2 separate regions of the Homo sapiens genome follow, and region 2 is linked to region 1. Evidence: chromatin contacts called from ENCODE Hi-C or POLR2A ChIA-PET data. All regions are on one chromosome and are shown on one strand. Each heading gives the region's core, a stretch centred on a gene start or an enhancer-like site at or near the end of the contact. The rest is flanking DNA. Distances are from core to core; before and after follow the strand shown. Region 1 holds the start of LINC01863 (long intergenic non-protein coding RNA 1863). Region 2 holds the start of LINC01485 (long intergenic non-protein coding RNA 1485).

Region 1 (3,645 bases), core at 53-2,552:
GGGACCCCCAGCTGCCAAATGCCTGATCTCCCTGTGATTTAAGACTTCACAGTTGCAATAGTTAACTCAAGCTAAACTTGCCAGGTGGTGGGCGTGGGGGCTAGATGGTGAAGATCAGAGCCAGACAGCCACTCCCCGTGTTTCTGGGAGATGCCGTGGGCACTGAATGGACATGGGGGTGCATCAGAACTGATGTCTGTAGCAGCCCTTGTCCTGTCCCCGGGAGCCATTCGCTTTTATCAAGGTTGCCTTGCCTCCCCCTTCTCCTTCTCAGGACCCTGGTGAGTTCCCCCTCCTCTGTCACAGATGATCAGCCGCTCTGCACTGGTCATGCTAGCAGCTGACTTTGGGAGAGAAGATCTCTGAACCAATAGTGTTCTCTCAACATGATGATTGCCTTTCTTCTGTTTCCGCTTGAGAAGAGACCGTTTGGCTTGGTGGAAAGTTCCCCAGGGGGCTCTGATGTCACATGGACTGGGATTTGAACTCCAGCTCCTCCACTGTTGGCTTTGTGACTTTGGGCAAGTCACCTCCCCTCTTGGAGCCTCAGGTTTCTCATCTGTGAATAAAATGGGGATCGAAGTCCTTTCCCTCTGGGTTGTGCAGGTGGCAGGTGCTCCTGCTCCACAAAGCCCTGGTTCCTTCACCTGCTAAGCTCTGAGGTTGCACTGGGATGGAGGGTGGAATGATTGGGGAGAAAATGCTAAACGAGAGGTGATCCTGTCCCCATTGTAATGGGTGCAAATGAAGGGCCAACTTTATTAAAATGGAAAATCCAGGATTTGTAGTTCTCACATTTTAATGGGCCTAAGCCTCATCTGAAGGTGCCTGCTAAAAGGCAGATTTCTGGGTGCTGGTTCCAGAGGTTCTGTGTGGGGCCAGAGAATCCGCATTTTAAATAGCACCCTCAGGCATTCCACGGCATGCAGTTTCCAGCAATCCCTCTGAGAGCCCAGCTCTAGATTGCAATAGGGGACCACCACTCATAATTGGGAATTTTTTCCTTAAATATCCAGATTTCTAGTTCTTTCAGAGAATCTGAAGTGTTGGCAATCCTGGGCCTGCTTTCCTGCTTGACAGCAAAGAACAAGAGCTGAGTTGTACCTACTCCCTTTAGATGAGGCTGCTGTCTCCAGGAGCCTATTTATTTAAAGTCCTGGCCTAAACTCTAGTGTTGTTTGAGTTTGTGACCCCTGGCAGGTCAAGTCCTCTAACACCACAGATTAGGAAACTAAAATCTGGAGGCGAAGTGGCTTAGGTGTGGAGAGCTAGCTGTGGATGGCCAGGTCAGAGGCGGCCTCTGAAGAGCTGCCCAAGCAGAAAGCTGCAGCTTGGTAAACAAGGGTGATCCCTGAGGCAGGGCTAGGGCTCTGCGTGGGCACAGGGTGGGAAGGAGAGGAGGAGGGAGGAAGTCTTCTGTAACCGGTCCTCAGGAGCAGGGGCAGTTGATGGCTATTTTTACCCTCACAGGGGATAAGCCTCCCTGAGGCTACAGAAGCAAAGCCCAGAGATGGGAGTCGGGGAGACAGAGCCTCCTCATGATGTCACGATGTCACCTGAGCTCCTGGGTCCAGCTTGTTTCATGAGCTGGTAAGTATCCGCCCACCTAGGGTTGCCAGAGAAAACAGGTTGCCCAGTTCAATTTGATTGTCCGATAATGATTTTTTTAATACAAGTATGCCCTGTGCAATATTTGAGACATACCTATATTAAAAAAGTTATTAGTTCTTTTTTTTTTTTTTTCGAGACAGGGTCTCACTCTGTTGCCCAGGCTGGAGTGCAGTGGCACAATCTTGGCTCATTGCATCTTCCGCCTCCCAGGTTCAAGCAATTCTTCTGCCTTGGTCTCCTGAGTAGCTGGATTATAGGAACATGCTACCACGCCCGGCCAAATTTTATTTTTTGGTATTTTTAATAAAGATGGGGTTTTACTATGTTGGCCCAGCTGGTCTCGAACTCCTGACCTCAAGTGATCTTCCTGCCTCGTCCTCCCCGCCAAAGTGCTGGGGTTACAGGTGTCAGCCACAATGCTTGGCCAAAAAATTGTTAGTTCTTTATCCAAAATTCAAACTGGGCTGGCATTCTGTATTTTTATTTGCTAAATCTCACAACCCTCACCTTATCCTTCCTTTGGGCTTAAGCCAGCCTGGTTTGGTTTCCGAGTCTTTCAACCAAAGGGATCTCGGTAGAAGCAGGCAGTTGTGCAACTGGGGCCCAGGCACGTGACTCAACTTGCCCAGGGTCACAAGGCCAGCAACTTATATTGGTGGATTAGAACTCAGGTCTGCGACTTGGTAACCAGTGCTTCCTCTGCGACCTGACCTCTAAGGTGAGAGGCAGGGACATGGCAGAGAGGAGGAGATGGGTCTGAAGCTGATGCAACAGAATTGGGTTTGAACAGAATGTGGAGCGGGGAGGAGAGAAGGGGACTGGGGCTCACAGCTTTGTTGACTGAGAGGTGACATTACTTTTAATATTACTTATTAATTCACTCATGGCATATTTATCAAGCACCTACAAGGTGCAAGGCATGTGCTTATTTCTCTGATATCTGAAACGGGCTGATAGTATCAGTGTTTACCCTTTCCATTTTATAGACTGGGAGAGTGAAGCTCAGAGAAGCCACAGGTCTGGGGGCCTCTGGGGCTGGGGTTACATCCTAGGCCTCCTACCCAGAGCCCCCCACCACTCCCTGCCAGCCCACATGGAGGCCAGTCTGCTCCACGCCTCGCTGCATATTCAAATCCAACCCCCTACCCCCATCTGAGAAAAGCAATGCAAATTGGAATCACCAGTGAGCATTCAGTCTGTGTCCACCTTTGGCAACTTTGTCTGTCCTAACACATGTGATGTTTAATCCTGTGACCCTGTGCCCTGCATCCTGGCCACAGCTCTCCTGGCAGGACCCCAGCCACATCTTTCTACCTTGTGGGATAAAGGATGCTCAGGGTAGGGGGTGCAGGTAACAGGAGCTCAGGGCTTCAGCAGAGCCGGAAGTTGGATCCAGGCCTCTGGTGCCATGGTGACGGTTGCTATAGAAATGCACCAGCTGCACTCAGCACGCCTACCAGGATCTGTGGGGGTTTTTCATAGACTGGAGCCAACAGAGAAGGGGAACTCTGTAGTGGTGAGAGCCCTGGAGTGAGAGCCAAGCTTCATCTTGGGGCTGCCCTTCCCTGTGTCTCCATCTCCATCCCCTGCCATCCCCCTCCTGTCCCCCTCCTTAGTCTGTGCAGTCTCCAGCAATGGTAGCTTGGCTGCTGTGCTCTCAGCCTGCAATGCCCTTTCTGGCTTCTTCACTTGGCTAGTTCCCAGGTACCCTCCAAGCCTCATCTTAATGCTGTATTTCCTCCAGCAAATACCAAGTGTCTACTAAGCACAGGACACCATTCTGGCCACCAGGGACACAGCAGTGGCCAAGAATGACAAGGTCCCTGCTCTCATGGGGCTGCCAGTCTAGGTGGGAGTGACACAGGCATCAAGGGAGCGCCCAAGTAAATGAATGAGAACACATTCAGGTGATGCCGGGGAGAAACAAAGGAGGGCAATAGACAGGCAGTAATGGGGTTGTGGAGACTCGGTGGTCAGGGAAGCTGGGTCCAAGGAGTGGCATTGTCCTCCCTGAGCCCTCCAGCCCTCCTCCCC
Region 2 (3,772 bases), core at 1,071-3,570, 150 kb after region 1:
GAGGCCCCAGCTGTTCCAGGCTGGCATATTTGCACAGTGAGCAATCCCTATAGGAAAAGAGAGGGTCTCTTCCCCCGCATTTCTCACAAAAGTCTTGGAACTGATCCTCAATGGCCACTCTTCCATCATGCTCCCATCCTAGAGCCCATGATGGGCATGAGAGATATTCTGATTGGCTGAGCCTGGGTCCTTAGTGCTGGGGGTAGGGGGGTTGAGGGGTGCAGAGAGGAGAGAATCCAACCTCACCTTAACTACAAAGAGTGAGAGTGGAGAAGGGGATCTCTGGGGTGCTGTCACTCAAAGAAGTGAGGTATACCAGGCAAATATAAAAAACAGGTGTGTCTTCCAGAAGGAGTTTAGCCATCCAAGGAAGGTTTGGAAGTGGAAGGCCAGGAAATCAATAGAGTCAGCACTAACCAGGCGGTTTTGAGCTTGTAGCCCCTGTCTTTGGTCTCCAGCAGGCCTCACAAGCATGACTCAGTGGTGAGGCTGCCGCACATGTGGTTTTGAAACCAACCTTTCCCCTTGGCCCCAGCAGTGCGTTGGCGTGTCCCTGGGGCTGGTCCCAGTGCCCGCCTGGAAATGCCCTTGGTTTGGGCCCCTGCCTGAATCTCTGGAAAGGTCTTTGATCTCCTCACCCCAGCTCTTCCATTGGCTTCCTCCTCACCCTGGGACAAAGTCTGGCAATTGCTGAGGAAAAGGCCAAATGCCACCTTGCAATTTGCTGGGTCATCCTGGAACAAGTGCTGCTGGGGCTCCCTGTCCCTACCCAAGCAGAGGAAAGTTCAGGACAGTGGGCAGATGCCACCACCCCCAGAAATGAGTAAACCAGGAGGCTGGGCCTGGGGTGCTGGCTGAGACCCTGGCCAAGTGCTTATCCACAGTGATAAATGAGGTCATCATAGCTGCTAAGGTCAGTCCTCCTCGGGCATGTAAACAGCAAATAAGCTCATGATTGGAGAACACCCTTCGAGAGAGGAGGCTCCTGCATGCAGAAGATCCTTCCTGAGCACCTTCTGCCCTCCATGTCCGAGCTGCACACTGGAACAGAGAGGTGAATAAAACGTAATCACTACCCCAAATTGCTTGCCAGCAATGACAAGAGACAGACAGGTAGCAATCAGCCCACAGTACGGTACACAGAGTCTGTTTATAGAAGGACACTCTAGAGCTTGGGAAGTACAGAGGAGGCATGAAAGCTACAGCCGGGGGACAAGTGGGAGGGACCCAAGGAGCCAGGGACTAAGCTGGCACCTGAAGGAGAAAGCTGGTGGGGTGAAGAAAGGAGGGAAAAGCCATCCATCCTGGGTGGAAGCAGCATGTGCAAAAATGCAGTGGTTGCTCAGGGGCCTGTAAGTGGAGCCCAGGGCACCGGGAGAGGCGATGGAAAGAGGGGAGATTAGAGGGGAAGACGGGACCAGTGTTCTCAAGTTCTTTCATTGGGGCAGTGTCGAGGTCTGGTCCAGACTCATTCCCTCTGGTCCAGATCATTTTCTCTAAAACAATTAAACAGAAACTCATGCAGACCCAGTGTCTCCCTCCATAGGAAATCGTCTTAGCAAGGACTCGGCACTTTCTGGGAAAGCTAAAGGGATGTGTGACTTTCTGGGAAACCACATCCCAATATTTCCTGCATTCTCACCCCAGAGCCCCCAAATCAGGCTCGTTTCTAGGAAGTCAAATCAACAGTGGAGGTTTGGACTGTTGCAGCCGCCAGGTGGAAAGACACGCAGCCCCTGCACACCTGGGCTGGCTGGACAAAGTGGCCAGGCAGATGCGCAGGAAGGAAAGCCTGCAGGTGCTGAAGGCGCCCCCAGAAGAAAGACAAAACCATCTCTCCTTGTCCCCTTATTTTGTCATTTGAAACATCATTTAGGGGAAGGTGAAGGCCGTTTGGTCATATATTCCCAGCTGCGTGACCTTGGGACTTTCAGTTTCCTCAGCTGAAAAGGTGATGTGAGAATGCCCCTAGGTCTGGCAAGCCAAGCACCTGTGCGAGGAGATGCCAACTTACTCTTTTTTCTGAAGACCCTCCTCAGCAAAGCCCGAAAGTGCTCTCTCTCCCCACGCTGGAGACCAGTGTGCTCTCCAGACAGCAGGCTTTCCCTGGCAGGGTCACAAACCAAATGTCTAAGTATTAAAAGTTTTAAAGCAAGCTAACAAACTGCTAGATAAAATATAGCATACCTCCTCACACGATGGCAGAGCCTCCTAATGACCTGGAAGGCCAGATCAGAATGGCTAGACTCCTCGGAGTTTCACATTGGCATGCGGCAGCTACTTTCCCCGTTCTTCATGTTTTCCTGCACCGGGAGAAAAACAGAAACCGGGCACTCGGCCCACGTGGCCAAGCTCTACCCGGGTCCCACAAAGCAGCTGCCCTTTGTCCAGCCTTCAGGGCTGGAGCACCCACTGGCCATGTGGTTCACACTAGGGAAAATGGGAGAGGTCCAGGAGGCCTCAGAAGTGGGCATGGTCATTTGGACGGGGAACCCCAGGGTCCTGGGAATCCAGAGCGTCCTCTGGAAGGGAGGCATGTGAGTTCCAACTGGGCACAGCCCTTTGTTCCCCAAGACTCCTCACTCGCAGGGAGGGGCAGTGTCTAAGCAAGACCTTCTAAAATGCAGGGCCCAGGGCTGGAGCCCCTCTTACCCTGATCAGAGAGTGCTGGACAGGGAATTGGAGATGCAAGAATATTAGGGTTTTAATTAATTAATTAATTAATTAATTTATTTATTTATTTATTTTTTGAGACTGAGTCTAGCTCTGTCACCCAGGCTGAGTGCAGTGGCAAAATCTTGGCTCGCTGCAACCTCTGCCTCTGGATTCAAATGATTCTCCTGCCTCAGCCTCCTGAGTAGCTGGGATTACAGGTGCACGCCACCACACCCTGCTAATTTTTTTTTTTTGTACTTTTAGTAGAGACGAGCTTTCACCGTGCTGGACAGGCTGGTCTTGAATGCCTCACCTGCAATGACCTGCCTGCCTCAGCCTCCCAAAGTGCTGGCATTATAGATGTGAGCCACCACACCCGGCAGGAAATCAGCTTTTTTATTTTGCTATTTCCAAGTGAGATCTGAAGTAAGGCCCACAACGTTTCTGGCCCTTAGTCTTTCCCAGAGTCAACCAATTTAGTCTCTGTGCTTCCTTCTGGCTCTGGCCCAGGGTCCTAAAGCTGGTCCTGTCCTTCCTAAGGCCAGTGGATATGGGTCATCAGCTTTGTAAAACCTTTCTGCCTGGTGCCAGCACCTCCAGGGCTACAGTTAGCCTTAGTATTTGACACCTGGACTTCCCTCAGCAGCAGGCCTGGAACTGAAAAGCAAGCAAACGCATGCAAACCTTTTATTTCTTTCACCTGTGACCTGGGATCATGAACGCTGTGGAGTCCTGACCAGGCTCACCTATACCAGTGTCCAGGTCTTCCAGGCAGGACAGGCCTCCATCAGACCCATTCACAGATCTGGCTGGCTCTCCCAAGCCAGGTCTGTCATCAGGATCTTTAAAGAAAATCAATGAATGAAGCAAAATGAGAGGACAGAGGGCTGCTGGCTTAGTGCAGGGAAAAGCTGGTGTATGGGCCCGTAAGTTCTGCAGTGTTTGGACACAGATAAGGCCTTACACTGAATGTGGGGAGAGGAAGGGGACCAGAGGAGGAGGAGAATAATTATTACTGTTCAGTGAGTTTTTCCAGGTGCCATAATACGTGTTGCTTTTTTTTTTTTTTTTTTTTTAGATCAAGTCTCGCTCTGTCACCAGGCTGGAATGCAATGGT

The links. A loop is a pair of places that touch in the nucleus more often than their neighbours do. ChIA-PET counts read pairs that join two places held with the same protein, here RNA polymerase II (POLR2A). Pooled maps may share reads with other maps.
Region 2: a map with no recorded cell type shows a loop between it and region 1 (2.4-fold over the local background). The contact joins the promoter of LINC01485 here to the promoter of LINC01863 in region 1. A Hi-C loop is called at or near these places in 1 of 37 single-sample maps with no recorded cell type and 3 of 50 pooled maps. POLR2A ChIA-PET finds 5 or more read pairs at or near these places in 2 of 52 experiments (OCI-LY7 and activated B cell).

Annotation. Positions count from the first base shown.
Region 1 is chr5:173,641,068-173,644,712 of GRCh38, forward strand. It overlaps LINC01863 (long intergenic non-protein coding RNA 1863), which reads left to right and starts at 1,303. Exons shown (of 3, transcript XR_001743002.2): 1 at 1,303-1,334; 2 at 1,471-1,590.
Region 2 is chr5:173,788,622-173,792,393 of GRCh38, forward strand. LINC01485 (long intergenic non-protein coding RNA 1485) reads right to left here and starts at 2,321. Exons shown (of 4, transcript NR_108028.1): 1 at 2,188-2,321; 2 at 2,015-2,106. The region is part of intron 1 of LOC107986482 (a long non-coding RNA gene); the gene reads left to right.